2 separate regions of the Homo sapiens genome follow, and region 1 is linked to region 2. A link is an interaction called in ENCODE POLR2A ChIA-PET data of the cell type or tissue named here. Cell type or tissue: Caco-2. All regions are shown on one strand. Links, peaks and the distances in the headings refer to the core of each region. The heading gives the core; the rest is flanking DNA. Region 1 has its middle 110 kb from the start of C1QTNF9B. Region 2 has its middle 63 kb from the start of ATP12A.

Region 1 (4,390 bases), core at 187-4,186, 610 kb after region 2:
TGGAGCATCAGCGTCAAGATCAGCCAGCCCCAGGGACAGGGCCTGGCCATTCCAGCTGGACAAGGAGTCAAGGCTTTGCAGGTGTTCTCTTTCTCTGAGATGAAGGAAAACTGAAAGAAGAGCCCCTCAGCCCACAACCTTCAGGAGTGAATTCAGGTGCATTTTCTCCTGAAATTTACAGATAACCTGGTCTGATCATCAAGAGCTTTAGGTGACTGAAATCTCTTTATGTGTTGTGCAATAAATGACCCGAGGGCACACAGTGTGTGGCTGTGGTCACAAGCTCTCCCTCAGCACACCAGCTTGAACCTCCTTCCTTAACCTTCACAGGGACACACACCTGGGTGGTTCGGCTCCCATGAGTGGGGCTGCTGCAGACAGGAATCATTCACACACTTTGCAGCCTGGTCTGCAGAGCAGCCTTTGGGCCGCGCCTGCCTCCATTTCCCCCCAGGACTTCTGGGTTATGCTTGAGGTAGAGCTAATTTCTGTCCTTTCTTGGGGTGGCATGTGCACCCAGATCATGATGACAATAAATACTGTTTATTAAGTCTCACCATGCATTGAGTATATGTAATATTTCATTTAATCTTCACAGTGAATGCATGAGCTGAGTAGTACTGTTACTCTTAAATTTAAAATGAAAAAACCCTGGCTGGGCTTGGTGGCTCACACCTGTGATCCCAGCACTTTGGGAGGCCAAGATGGATGGATCACTTGAGACCAGAAGTTCAAGACCAGCCTGGCCACCATAGCCATTTTTAGTAGAAAAGCTGTCTCTACTAAAAATACAAAAAATTATCCAGGTGTGGTGGTGCCACCTATAATCCCAGCTATTCAGGAGGCTGAGGCATGAGAACTACTTGAACCTGGGAAGCAGAGGTCGCAGTGGGCCAAGTTCGCACCACTACACTTCAGCCTGGGCTGACAGAGGGAGACTGCACCTCTAAAGAAAAAAGAAAAAGCCCCAAGCCTTGCAACTTAAACATCACCCAGCTTGTCCCTGGTGCAGCAGGATTTTGAACCCAGCAGTCAGTCGCCCCAGGGGCCAGCTACTGACCACAGACATGACACCCACTCACTGAGCCCAGTCCCCTCCACAGGCAAGCCTCACCCCTCAAAGATGCAAGCAGTGGCCTAGCCTGGCCTTTCCTCTGACCAGAGGCTGGCCCTAAACATGTCACTCAGCAGAAGGGTATTAAACTCTGCAGAGGGCTCAGAGCCTCAGGGCCACCAGGCAACCGGCACAGGCCCTTGCAATGCTTGGCAATCAGGAGAGGCACTGACAGAGGTGACTACAGTGCCAGAGGGCAGCTAAGGGCCAGCAGGAAGGTCACACTCAGCTGAGGGGACACTGGACGGGAGGCCTTGTGCACAAGCTGGCCTTCAGACTGCATCCTAGAGGAAAGGGGGCTCCACACGGAAGGAAGGAGGGGTGCACAGGATGGGGGAGGCTGGCCCAGAATGACAAAACTGTGACAAAGCCCAGGCAATGCCACAGCATCCTCCTTCCAGAGAGGGGCTTCGTGTTAATTGCCGAGCGGGGGCATCCTCTCCCCCTACACCATCGACGTGGCTTCCCTGCGCTCTTAGAGTAAAATCCCAGAACAGCAGCCCTTGTCAGAAGCTGGCACATGAATGCAAGGGCACCAGGAGCTTGGGCTGCGTGTCCCGGTGCTCTCCCAGCTCCACCATGTGTAGGCTGGCCTCATTGCAACTCAGCTCCCCAGCTCTTAAAATGGGACCATAGCCGTGCAGGCCCCTAAGACAACTGTGGTGACCAAATCAGCCGGCACCTCCCAGAGTTAGGGTCCAGTCAACCACACCTGCAACTGTGATGAATTAGTACTTGGGCCGGCCTGGCCTGGCCTCTATTCGCTCCTCTGCCGCACCTCGTGCCCTGAGCCTCCCAGTTTGCTGTGTTCCTTTTTCAGTTCTTTCGCACATCACATTAGATGAAATGGGGACATGCTGGAAACATGTTTGTCTTGTCGTTGTCTGACACCGTTGCTCATTTATACTGTGTACAGATTTTATTCTATCACATTTGCAATCTCAAGGAACCTCATGTTATGAAATGCTTGAGGTGCCACGAAGGCCCTGTGTGTTTACCTGCTGATGAGTTAGTTGATCTCATGAACACTCAAGAGTGACATCTTATGAATACTGGGAATAAGAAAACTTGTAATACAAAAAACCACTAATGAACACTGACATTTAGACTTACCCTCTATACCCTCCCGGATATGCTTTAACATGTCAATTATTAACCTCTCACCTAATAATAGAATTATGGTGGTTACTCACAAAGTGGCTGTCTCTCCTCTGCAGCTCACACTGGAAACTGCAGGAACACAGCAGGCACCTCCGGCTGCTTGCAGCCCAGCCAGTCTGACCCTGGCCTTCTCAGGGGATGTCTCCTATCCCGAAGCATGGGTCCAAACAGAGCAATTGTGTAGCAGAACAGGTGATGATTATGCAAGAAACAGTACGGTCTTTTAGAAGATCAGCTCTAAAGGTCAAGGGGGTGGATGTCTTTATTAAGAAGGGAAAAAAATGTCAGCTATGCTGCTGTGTGCAGAAAAAGGAATCCACTCCTCCATTGACAAAAATGCCCATGCTGCATCTTGCTGAGCCTCAGATCTAGCTTTCAGGGTTGTGGCAAATCTAAAAGCACATGCATTCCTCAGAAAATGCCCCTCTACAGCTCGTGTGTTCTCTGACCCTTTACATGACACATACCAGCTGTTCTTCACATTATTTGAAAGACACTTTTATGAACTCAGATCTCCCCCATCCCTCTCCCACCCCCTGTCCCCACACCTAAAATTCAGGAGTTCATCCCTTTACCAGGGAAGAAAGCTGTATAATGGCCCTTTTTCACCAAGGATTCCATATTCCCCAAAGCATCCTTAAAACTGTAGTTTCCATTTTCTCCCTGCATACACTCCATTTCTCGTACTTAAATATGAGCTCCTGTCCTGGGCTTACCCTGCTAGGCACCAGGTGAGCACTATATTCCTGAGCTGCTTCTGTGGTCTAAGAAGCAAGGCAACCCTCCAATTCATTGAAGATCTCCAATTCTCGCCTCTAAACATACAAGTATCTTTTAGGAATGTGACTTCATAATCTATCCAGATTTAGCAAACACGGTAAAAATTTAAGAATCAAAACAGTTTTCAAATGTGAGCACAATAGCCAGGCTACCAGAAAACAGAACTGATTTGCAATTAAATGCTGATGTCATCTTTCAGCATCTGTTAACTTCTCCCCTAGCGACTCAGAGAAAGCAGAGTTCTTCCAAATTAAGGACTCTCAGAAAAGTACTTACTTTGAGAAACTCTTAGCTCTTTTAAAATGGAAAGCAATGTGGCAAAGATAACCTATATGTCATGAAAAAGTAGCCATGTAAAAGGGAATGTAGATTCATTTTCAGATGTGCACAATGAATTCATTTGATTTATTCTCACAGACAGTAAATAGATTGTGATGATAATAGGACAGCTAAAGCCAAGATGTGCAATTTAAGCTTTCACTGCAAATTTGATAATGGGAAGGGTTTGTGGTTTAATGTGGGGGTCTCAGGTGGCTGGCATTTTGCTGAGTATCCTTTTGCATCTTACTATTATTAGCCTACTGTCACTGTAGACTCTCCCACAGCTTTCACGGATACTGTGACTGAACATAATTTGGGAAGATAAATCGTATGGAATGTAAATTTTCAGCCCTGTGTGTATGGAGCAGTCTCGGAATTGATTTAATTGATGCACTGTGCTGACCACACCTGCGTCTTCCTGGGGCAGGGTCTGTTGCCCACAGCCAGCTCCAGGACACCCAGGAGAACTCCCAAGGAAGGAGCACCTTCATAAGGGGGCAGCCCTACCCTCCCTGAGTCCCGTCTGCGCCCCTGTGAGGAGCCCCTCACCCCTGGATGGCCACAGAGCTAAGAAAACCCCTTGGTTTTCCTAGAGAACTAGAGAGCCGGGAAATAAACAAATATACTGTGGTCCATCCAACCTGGATGAGAGAAATCTAACAATAAGTAAGCACAGTTGCCACACTAACTGTCAACACTGCCGTAAATGGTATCTGTTCAAAGTGCGCAGATAGGTGTTGGTACAAGAACCGGGATTTCACTCCTGACTCTTTATTGACTGATGACTGCAGAGCAAAATTGTGTATCTGCTTTTCAATTTCATCTTCTAATAATTCATCTTTCTTTATGAAATTTACAAACTCGGGGTTCATGATGCTTTGGAGATTTTTTAAAGCCGTGTTTCACCAAAGACAGAGACATGCTACCCTAGGAAGGAACCCAAGTCCCTGAACGACCTTGAGGACAGACCAAAGCCCAGGAGTGCCCACCAGGAACTATGCAAGGAGACAAGAG
Region 2 (4,390 bases), core at 92-4,091:
AGTTACTCCTGAAGCTGAGGCAGAAGGATTGCTTGAGTGCAGGGGATAGAGGCTGTAGTAAGCTATGATTGTGCAACTTCACTTCAGCCTGAGCAACGGAGTGAGACTTTGTCTCAAAAAGTAAAGAAAAAAAAAAAAAAAGAAGAACAGAACATCAGAACACAAGATATGCTCATGCTGACCACGGGATTTAGTATTTACCTTTGGTCGCTAAAGAGAAACGAAAGAACATACTAAGATATGAATGGTGGGCATTTTGAAGTTATGAAACTTTAATGCTGTGTAAAGAAGTTTAGGTAGAGAATACTATACAGTAAAATTTGAACATAATTTTAAAGTTAAAAACACATGCTACTTAACAAAATAGGCAATCCACACATAGATAATGAAGGGTTGATGCATTCCGGCATGTTTTTGGCTGTGAACATGTTTGTTATTGATTCAAAATTGTGCACAAGTGTTGCTATCGACAAAAACAAGTGCTTTTGCCCAGTGCCTCTTTTCATTTTTAGCTCCCAGGAGAACGGAGGTGGCCTTGTTCTAGTCCTCCTGCTCTCTGGCGGAACAGCTCACATGTGTGGAGCTGGGGTGTGGGGCCAGGCCTGTGTCTGGATGAGGCTTCCTCAGGCCCCAGATAAACTACAGACACCCCCAGGCCTCTGCGCACGCCTGGCGAGAAAAGGGGACTTCACAGAGGACTCAGGTGTCACCTCAGCGGCGTTCTGCAGCTGCTGCTGCTGGCTGTATTGTCCACACCTTTCATATTAAGGGTGGGATCCCTCACTGTCTGTGACCTCAGAACTACCTCAAAATGCAAATAATCAACTAACAAGCCTGTTACTTCCGGGATCCCAGCCACACAGCAGAGCTTCCTGTGTGGGATTTCTTATTCTAACTGCAGCCCTCCAAGCACGTGCATGAATCACGCTTGTTGTACTAACACGGAAACTGAGGTGCAGAGACTTCAAAGACTTGGTCAGGGCCCCTCAGCCAGGAAGTGGCAGAGCCAGTGGTGAGCCCTCTGTGCTTCTCAGGCTGTCTTTGTCATGAAAGAGGCAGCCGGGACCCCACAGAGCTTCTCCTTGGCGGGGAGTTTTCATTAGGCCCTGGCCTTCCCTGTGTGTGTAATGGAAACACCTCGTGTATTTCACCACTGTCCGGGTTGGGGCATAAGTGTCCTTCAAAGCACAGTCCCATTACGTCCCTTTCTATGGCAGGTTGAAGCCCTCTGCAGGAGTGATATGAGTGTATGACTCTTTCCTAGGTGAGAAGGCCCAGCAATCATCAAAACCATGGTGGAGACATCTTTGCATCTATTGTCTCATCTTCCTCCTGCATCATATGTGCTTGGGAAGTTCTAGAGGCTTGGGTGGTGGGTGTGTGGTGGTGAAGGGTGTCCTGTGGGGGCTGGGCCATCCTTGGTGTTGGGTGTGTGGTGGTGGAGGGTTTCCTTATGGAGCCTGGGCCGTCCTTGGTTGTCAGTGTGTGATAGGGGAGGGTGTTCACAGAGGTTGCACTGTTCTTGGCAAGTGGGTGCTGCTGTCCTGGTTGACTGTCAGGGAACTAAAATGCGGTGTGTGTCAAGAGACTGGAAGGAAGGAATGTCGGTGGGGCAATGGCCCGAGGCTCTACTGAATTCCGCTGTCTGTCCTATTCTTCCATGCTGGGGAAGAATAGGAAGGATCAGGGTAGGGAGGGCCCCAAACACGGAAATGCTGAGGCATTTGTCCCAGAGCCGCTGCCCACACAAGGTGGGTCATAGGCCCACAGATATGTGGAGGCCAGGGCTTCCCTGTGAGGAGCAGGCAGGGCCCTGCCCCCTACTCTTCAGGCACAGAGGCTCCCAGAGGTTCTTGTCAGTAGGGAAATATTAGTGCCAGCATGATCCTTTTAGAAGTGTGTGAAACAGGCAATAAGCCACCTTTTAACCTATAATGTAGGAGTCAGTGGGAGCAGCAGGCTCCTCTGGGAAATACTAACATGTGAAATGGAAGCCAGGCAGCCTCCCAGACGCAGGTGCATCTGCATCCCGAGGCGCTTTGTTACTTGGCAGTACGTGATTGACAGAAATCCAGATTCCTATAGATCAACTGCCAGAAATTTAAAAATGCCAGAAATTTAAAAATGTCTTGATTTCCTGCCTCGGGATATTTTAAACTTAACGAGGACAGATTTATTTTTAAGTCTAAGTAAGAACACATTAACTTAACAACCAAAGTTAAATTTTCAGTTATCTCCAGTGTATTTATATGTTGGCTGCTGCTATGTCTTCAAATGTGTTTTCTTTTCTTTCTTTCTTTCTTTTTTTTTTTTTTTTTTTTGAGATGAAGTCTCACTCTGTTGCCCAGGCTGGAGTACGGTGGTGCGATTTTGATTCACTGCAAGTTCCACCTCCCGAGTTCCAGGAATTCTCCTGCCTCAGCCTCCCAAGTAGCTGGGATTACAGGTGCCCGCCACCACGCCTGGCTAATTTTTGTATTTTTCGTAGAGATGTGGTTTCACCCTGTTGGCCAGGCTGGTCTTGAACTCCTGACCTCAGGTGATCTGCCCGCCTCGGTCTCCCAAAATGCTGGGATTACAGGCTCAAAAATGCATTTAATATCACAATAAGCCCACTGTAAAGCCAAAAGAAAGTAAGTCCAGGAACATCTGTACTAAGAAGGAGTGGGAGCAACTGGCAGCTGTGTGGACTGACACTGTCCCCGAGGCTGGCACTGGGTACATTCGGAGACGAAGGGCTCCCTGTAGGCTCTCTCCTGTCTACCTCCTACATCACCCTGAGCTCTGGGTTCATTGATACAGCTGCCCACCTTTCACCAGATTTGGGTGTCTAGTAGGAGGCTCAAGCTCAGGAACAAACAGAATCTGTGACCTTCCCCCGGCTCCCCCAAACTGGTGTACCCCCAGACCAAATTATTCTCTTGGTGAAACCCTCCAATCACTATTCATTAACCTTAAAATGAAATCCACCTTTCTTACCAAGGCCTATGACCTGGGCATCAAAGTGAGGTCCACAGTCTGAGCACCCCCTGGGCTTGGTGGAGCAGATGCTCAGGCCCCCAGGATCAAGGCTGCATTTGAACAAGATGCTGGCTGTTCTGCACAAGGAGTTTGAGACTCGACAACCCTCTTCCAGCTCTAAACTTCTCAGGGTCACTGTACCCCTGGGGCAAGGGCCTCAGTCTTGGAGCCCTCGAGCTTCCCCCGGGAGCCTTTGCACCTGGAAGCCTTGCTGTCATGTCACCAGCCATGAGCCAGGAGGCGTGGGGTCCAGTGGGGGCTTGGCAGTGAGTAGTTATGGAGCCTGGACCAGCTGCTTCCCATCCTTGGTCCCTTTCTGGGACATGCACAGTGGTCTCTGGGTTTGCCAGGTGTGACTGGGCAGATAGTGGATTTGGGAACCATGAGAGACAGCCCTGGGCTCAGGCCTGGGTGGGCGTGTCTCCTACTCCAGCGAGTAAGCCCCATGTTGGCCCTTTCCAGAATGACCCCACAGACCTACAGGCCTAGGCCCCCAGTAAAGGCATAACTACCAGGGGTCCCGGGGGCCCCAAGGCCTCTCATCCCCAGCCCTGCATGAGAAGCTGCCCCGGGAACCAGGGCCTCCTCCCCTCACACCTCCCTTCTGGGCCTTGGCCCACCCTGCGCTGTGTGTCCATCAGTGAGTGAGGACAGATGGATACATATTGGGCTGTGTTTTGGCATCTGTTGGTGGTGGGGATGGGACTTCTAGACACTCAGGGTCAGCAGCGTCAACCCAGAGGCCACAGAGCAGCAGTGTGAATGCACAGATTGCTGCCTGGAGACCCCAGGCAGCAGGAACTGCATACTCAGGCTTTTTTTTTTTTTTTTTTTTAAGTAGGATGTGACTTCCTTCTATCTTGGCCCAGAGACTTGCTGCTACTAAAAGGGACTGGGTCACTGACCTCTGTCTAGTGAGGAACATTTCTGAAAAGGTTTTAGCAGGCTGAAGAGCAGAAGCCACCTTGAGGTTAGCAGAGCTGCTGGGACTCCTGCGGTGTTTTTGTCTCTCAGACAAACCCCTGGAGCAGCAGGTAATGCCCAGGACACCCTCTCCACTCCACTTCCACCCATGGGTTCCTCTTCCTAAACTGATGCCTCTCAAATTCCGCGTGGCCAATACTTTGCATGTTGTTCTCTGGCCTTGCTCGCGTGGCCAATACTTTGCATGTTGTTCTCTGGCCTTGTTCTCATTCTAAACACCTGAAAAACTCCCTCTTCCTGCCTCTCTCCCGCATCCACATTCCACACCCCAAGGGCTAGGTCAGTCCCAGCCCCGCCTTGAAGGTATCCCTAAGGGCTCTGGCCTGAGCACCATCTCACTGGCCTGGGGGTCCTCCCTCTGTTCTAGTTTGTCCGGAGTGTTTGG

The links. Peaks named below come from ENCODE experiments on the same cell type or tissue, not always from the same donor. Only the 100,000 strongest peaks of a DNase experiment are listed, where the experiment ranks them.
Region 1: POLR2A ChIA-PET joins it to region 2 with 17 read pairs; 1 of 35 experiments calls an interaction of 5 or more read pairs at or near these places.

What each region holds. Positions count from the first base shown.
Region 1 is chr13:24,004,031-24,008,420 of GRCh38, reverse strand. It overlaps a transcript of SPATA13 not described here. Among named protein-coding and RNA genes, the nearest start is that of C1QTNF9B, 110 kb to the right of the region's middle. In Caco-2, for the core only: no CTCF peak of the experiment used is centred there; DNase peaks (open chromatin) are centred at 280 and 2,410.
Region 2 is chr13:24,615,168-24,619,557 of GRCh38, reverse strand. No RefSeq gene overlaps it. Among named protein-coding and RNA genes, the nearest start is that of ATP12A, 63 kb to the left of the region's middle. In Caco-2, for the core only: no CTCF peak of the experiment used is centred there; a DNase peak (open chromatin) is centred at 1,647.